Regions from separate parts of the Homo sapiens genome. Here region 1 is linked to region 2. A link is a contact called in ENCODE Hi-C data. All regions are on one chromosome and are shown on one strand. The core of a region is the stretch at or near the end of the contact, and the rest is flanking DNA. Distances in the headings are between cores, read along the strand shown. Region 1 holds the start of DHX29 (DExH-box helicase 29). Region 2 holds the start of MOCS2 (molybdenum cofactor synthesis 2).

Region 1 (2,945 bases), core at 156-2,655, 2.2 Mb after region 2:
CTCTTTCCTGACTCAAACTTTTTACACATGATGTTCATTACGCCCGCCTGGAATACTAATTTCTGCCATGCTTCACAGAGTTAACTCCTTTTTCATTCTCCTCATCTCAGCTTAACTGTTACATTTCCAGACACCATCCATGATACCTGCTCATCCCGAGAAAAATTAGATTACCCTGTTAAACTGTCTTCCCTGGCTTTTCTTTGTGGCACTTATCTATTATAAGGCTATAAATATGTCTGTGTGCGTTACCTATTAGTTAATACCTATCTCTGACATTAGACTGGCAAGCTCCATGAGGTGATGTCTCTTTTTGCTCATCACATTCCTCACATCTTATCAGACACATACTAAATATTTGCATATATACACATAAATGCTCAGCAAATATTTCTTGAATACTCCAATAAGTACAAGCAAACAACCCGAGAAGAACACAACAGAATGTAATTGTTCATCTTTTGAGCTCAACCGTAATATGTGGCCTGCTCATCTGCAGCAGGAATCGGCCATCTATAAGTTGAGTTGTCAAATCAATTTGTACAGTAAGCAAAACTGCATGGCGGCAGAAACGAGGGCAGACAATTTTACAATAGATTACACGTAACCAGTGTGTAACCAGTGTGTAAGTCCTGTAATTTTTATTAAGTATTGATTTTTCCAGAACGCATGGAGACACTAGATTGTTGCTGAAAATGATATGAAAAACTGACAGAAAATGGGGCTGGCTGGCACCAGGAGGTCAGGAACTCCACTCAGTACTCGTCTTTGCGTTAGCCTAGCTAGCTGAGATGGTGCTCAGGATGAATTCCTGCTGAAACAGGAGCTAATGCAATTATTTTGTTTTTAGAAGGGGGAGAAGTGTGAGTTAAAAGAGAAATGCCAGGCTGCAACAGGGCTACTGTCAGAATTTTGGAGGCCCAAAGAGCTTAGACTTTTTTAATCTAAAACAAGGCCACCCCATGGGGAGGTAGCAGCTCGAGTGTTGGGAAATAGAAATGTTGGGCCCGAAGCTCCTCCCGGGTTCTAAGGCCCTTTCCTCAGGACAAGCAGCAAGGTCTCAGGGCAGACAGCCAGGGGCTGGGGGACCTCTCGTACCTTGCTTGACACGGGGCTCCCTGGAGCCGGCAGCGGCAGCGGCAGCGGTGGCCGGCCTGGACACTGGCTTCTTGCTTTGGGCCTCCCCGGCAATTCCAGCCTCGGCAGATTTGGCTCTGGAAGCAGACACGGCGGCCCGGACCACCGCGGCCGCTGGAGCCTTGTGTTTCTTGTTCTTGCCGCCCATGTTGCAGCTGTGGCAGAAGATCCTTCGCGGCCCAGGCCCCGACGGTACCACTGCACAGCCGAGAGCTCTTCACATTCCCCGGCTCCGGGGCTGCCACCCTGCGCTTCGATCCGGGCTTCTCGGGCCGGGGCGACCGCTGCCTCGCAATTGGTCGAATTCAGCAGGCTCCGCCTCCTTGAGTCGCCAGCTGCCTGCCACACGCCAGGCGCCACGCGCCGCCCTCGCTCTTTATCCACTGAGCAGCTTATCCACTTTAGGTCGGAAAGGAAAGGAAAGAAAAGCAGGAAAAAAAAAAAAAGTCAGGGGAACATTTTTGTCGGCTGCGCGACTCGACTACTTTTGTCTCCTGCGGGCCACTGTTGAGCCTTCACGAGACGTCACTGTCTTCGGTCGCGGGGCATCGTGGGTAGGAGGGAGATTTGCTCTCACTGCTCCCAAAAATGGCGGACGCATTCGGAGATGAGCTGTTCAGCGTGTTCGAGGGCGACTCGACCACTGCGGCGGGAACCAAAAAAGACAAGGAAAAGGACAAGGGGAAATGGAAGGGGCCTCCAGGGTCTGCAGACAAGGCAGGGTAAGGAAGAAGTTCCAGTTGTTGCTTTTATTTTTTTTCTCGGTGGGGAGGAAGAAAACACTACTCTCTTAGGAAGAGCACGAGAAAGTGAAGTGTACATTGAGTGGCGTTGGAAGTGAAGGGGTTCCAGAAAAAAGTTGGAGAGGGTGGAAGAATGTTGGTTCGTGGAAGGGGGGTCTTGGCGTTTCCTGGTGTCTGCAGGCAGCGTGATCTTCTGCTTCAATTCCCTTACGTCGATGTTACTGATTCTGTCCCCATCTTCGCGGTTGTCTCCTGCATCAGCACAACACCTGGCACATAGTCGTTAATAAACAAAACGAATGATTAGTTGAGTAAAAGGTGAAAAGGTTTAGAAAAAATGATATGAATTGATTTGGAGGGGAAAGGGCAGATAATAACATGAGAAGGGAGAGACATTTAATCTCCAAGATGTAGTAGTTTTCTCTTCCGTAAAATGGAGATAATAGTGCCTACCACTGGTGGATATGAGGATTCAATGAGATACACGTGTAAAGTGCCTAACAGTGGTTAGCTAGCTATCACTAATAAATGGTAGCTATCGTGAGTTTATTGAGAAAAAATTTAAAAATTACTGGACCCTACCCATATGTTTAGACTGGTGCATACAGCCACCAGAAAGTGTACAGATCTGTTTATAGTAGAACAAGGAAAAGCTATTACTTGTATTAAATAAAGTAAGATGATTAATTAACAATCAACAAAATATACTCTTGGCATTGTGGGGCCAGATACCCAATAGATGCTTGAAATTAAATTAGACATGATTTTGCTCTCAAGGAATTTTCGGTGTAGGGAAAGAGAACAGGTACCCATTAAAGAGTTACAGTATAGGTGAGGAGGTCGTTAACTTAAAATGAATGATATATACAATTAAGTGTTATAAAAGTTCAAGAAAGGGAGATCCTATTTCTGACTTTCAGGAAGGCTTATTTATATACAAGAGAATATTCTGAGTTAAGGAAATTGTGTTGTTAATGGTGCCAAGTTTGTTTGTTTTTAGGAGCATAAATTGAGCAAGAGGAACTGTTTCATTTAGGGACTACAAGAGATAAGACTGGGAATATA
Region 2 (3,015 bases), core at 1-2,500:
CAAATTTTTAACTACCCAGGATGTCGAGTTTCTATCTCCTTCCACAGCTGCAACGCTTTTATTTCTTGAGGCACAGAAATGGTCTCTGAACGAACTCCTGTTATTTCAGCACTTTTTGCAAAATACAATACTTCAACCTGAAAGTAAAGAAAATGCTTTTAATAACAACTCATACTCGTTTTCTGACTGTCAATGTTGAGCAGTTTTCTCATTTTCCAAATGTATTGCTTTAATCAAAGACAAATTTTATAAAGAAAATTAAATAACCCGTAAAAAATTTCAGTATACCTACAAGTTCAAATTCTGAAAACTTGTTGTTTTAAATACAATTCAGACTAATTTCTGGATGCCTTTTAGTTTTACAAACTTAAGTGTGCCATCATTAAAATCCTAAGTATTTATCTTCTAGGAAAACATGTTAAGCCTGCCTTAATTGACATAAAAGTATAGCACCTTTTATAAATATGTAAGCAAAGAACAAATGTTTGAGTCAAGAGATGAGTTACACAAATAAAATAAATGAATAAATAAGCGAAAAACCTGTTTCTCACGGTTGTCAAATGACCTTAGATTCCGGTCTGTATAACATCGTCCCCAGACGCTAAGGATTAAGTTATGCAACATAGTAAATCTGACATTTACAGAAGCAAGTAGGTTTGAAACACACGACAGACTGGAATTTGCTAGAACAAACTTGTGCCAGCAGCCTGGTATGTAAGGGATCCGACGAAGTAAAATAGGCACCTGTCACTCCGTGCAAACAACTCTTTACGAAATAATTACAGGTTTGCAAATGATCAAGGGTGTAGAAATCCACAGATGAAGCACAGTTCTTCACAAGAATTCTCCATGAGGTGCATTTCTTTTTAGATTAAAATTTTAGCTTCATCAAAACGAATAATCTGGGAAAGAGGTGGTCATAAAAGGTGGAGGCGCCTTCAGAACGAGTCCGTCCTTGCTGCCGTGAGCTGACAAGAGTTCTCGGAGAGGACCCGACTTCTGCTGGGGCAGTCGCAGTAAAGCCCGGAGACAGGAAGGGCCCGGGGGCGGGGGCGGGGGCGCCCCCGAACCCAAGACGCCGGCCAGGTTGGGGGCTAGTGGGGAGGTCCGACTGACCAAGGCTGGGTATGTGGAGGGAAAGGGCGGGAGAGACACGTCGAGGAGGGCTCCGCACCCAGGCCCGCACGCACACCCGCCACCCTTACCTGGCACAGCGGCACCATCCCGCCTAGGACAGCGGGACCGAATCACGGCCGCAAAGGCGCAGGCGCGGGCTCACCCGGAGCGCAGGCGTAACCCGACGGCGCTCAGCCCCCGCCTGCGCCTGCACGGAGCATGCGCACAACCAGCTCCGCCCCGCGCCGGGCTCTAGCTGTTTCCCTCAGGCGGCCTGTTCCACGCCAGGATTAGTTTTGCTTCGCAGATGGGCCGTGGTGGTGAGAGGAAGCAATCAGTATGGAAATGGAGAAATGGCTTACCATGCATGTCCTTCTCCCCAGGAGGGAGGTCGTGGTGCAGGCGAGCAGACGCCAGACTCCTGGACACTTGCCGCCTGCGTTATGGAGGCTTAGCTAATAACCTTGCAGGGGTCTTCAGGCTTTTCCACTGGCTCACCTTTAGGCTTCTGACACTTTTACCTACGGTATGTGAACCTCGAAAATTTGAGACAGGTCTCAGTTAACTTAGAAAGTTTATTTTGCCAACGTTGAGGACATGCCCGTGACACAGCCTCAGGAAGTCCTGAGGACATGTGCCCAAGGTGGTCAGGGCACAGCTTGGTTTTATACATTTTGGGGAGACAGGAGACATCAATCAATATGTAAAAAGTACATTAGTTCCTTCCAGAAAGGCGGAGACCGTTAAAAGCAAGCCCCGCCCCCCCCAACTGGGGGCTTCCAGGTAGGTAATAGACAGTAGCATTCTTTTGAGTTTCTGATAAGTCTTTCTAAAGGAGGCAATCAGAATATGCATCTATTCTTTGTCAGCAAAAGAGGTGACTTGGATAGAATAGGAGGCAGATTTGCCCTGAGTAATTCCCAGTTTGAAGGGGCCCAAGATTTTTTTCTTTCCCAGGTATATGATTAGTGTTTCTTAAAGACAGAATATCCGCCTGGTCAGAACATTCGAACTGTATGACTTTTCCTGTTTATTGGCTGCTCGGTAATTGTATACTGTCCGTCCAACTTTCCCAATTCTTGCCAACAAGAACTCTTGGCTTTAAATTGCTTGCGTCGTTAAGTGGATGTAAGTTACACGTCCCTTTCCTTGGAGCTCACAGTCCTGGGTAGGAGAGTTTTAAATATGAATGATAATTCCCTGTAATACTAAGGATCTGTGTTACATTTCAAGGGTGGAAGGGGAAAGTGGTTGTGTCACCTGGGGAGTGAGAAGATGCTGAGAAGGTAAATCTGCTAGAATGGTGGCAGTAAATGACAAGAGTGGGAGTAGAGCACGAAGAAATTTCACTTGCCTCTGACAAGCCACAGGGATATGAAGAAGCATAATAAGTTCACAGAAGGGCAAGTAGTTGGCAAGGCAGGTGTGCCTCCAGCAAAGGAGGTGATGAGAAGTGAGGCTGGAGAGTCCTTGGTAGGAAAAATTGACAAGGAGCAATGAATACCAATGTGTATCCTGGTAAAGTTGCTAAACATAAAGGATAAAGACTATATTCACACCCAGGCATAAAAACAAGGGAATGACAATAGTGGCCTTAGACTCCTCAGTGGCATCTGATGGCAATGTGCAGTGTGTAAAAAAGGCTGAGAACAAAAGCATGATCCCATAATATTACAGCCAAACTGGTGGGGCAGGATTCTCCTAAATCAGCAAAAACTCAAAAAACACAATACCCAAGAACCCTTCTTAAAAATCTTTCTTGGGCAAAAAGTCCACTCAATCAAGAGTAATCAAAGTAAATAACTCAGCAATAAAGGTATTAATATGGGAAAAATGAAAAACTAAAAAAACTGGCATTGAGATTTTAACCCATTCAAACGTAAAACTAAGATATCAATT

What was found. A loop is a pair of places that touch in the nucleus more often than their neighbours do. Pooled maps may share reads with other maps.
Region 1: a loop to region 2 is called in a map of B cell, with 18 times the contacts of the local background. The contact joins the promoter of DHX29 here to the promoter of MOCS2 in region 2. A Hi-C loop is called at or near these places in 2 of 168 maps with a recorded cell type or tissue (B cell and CD4-positive, alpha-beta memory T cell) and 7 of 50 pooled maps.

What each region holds. Positions count from the first base shown.
Region 1 is chr5:55,306,289-55,309,233 of GRCh38, forward strand. DHX29 (DExH-box helicase 29) reads right to left here and starts at 1,406. Exons shown (of 27, transcript NM_019030.4): 1 at 1,099-1,406. The coding sequence starts at 1,285. MTREX (Mtr4 exosome RNA helicase) reads left to right here and starts at 1,701. Exons shown (of 27, transcript NM_015360.5): 1 at 1,701-1,859. The coding sequence starts at 1,726. It overlaps LOC124900979 (a long non-coding RNA gene), which reads right to left. Exons shown (of 2, transcript XR_007058774.1): 2 at 1,861-2,149. RefSeq lists enhancers at 1,075-1,334, 1,475-1,954.
Region 2 is chr5:53,108,507-53,111,521 of GRCh38, forward strand. It overlaps MOCS2 (molybdenum cofactor synthesis 2), which reads right to left and starts at 1,251. Exons shown (of 7, transcript NM_004531.5): 1 at 745-1,251; 2 at 16-137. MOCS2-DT (MOCS2 divergent transcript) reads left to right here and starts at 1,336. Exons shown (of 2, transcript NR_104654.1): 1 at 1,336-1,642. RefSeq lists a silencer at 990-1,279.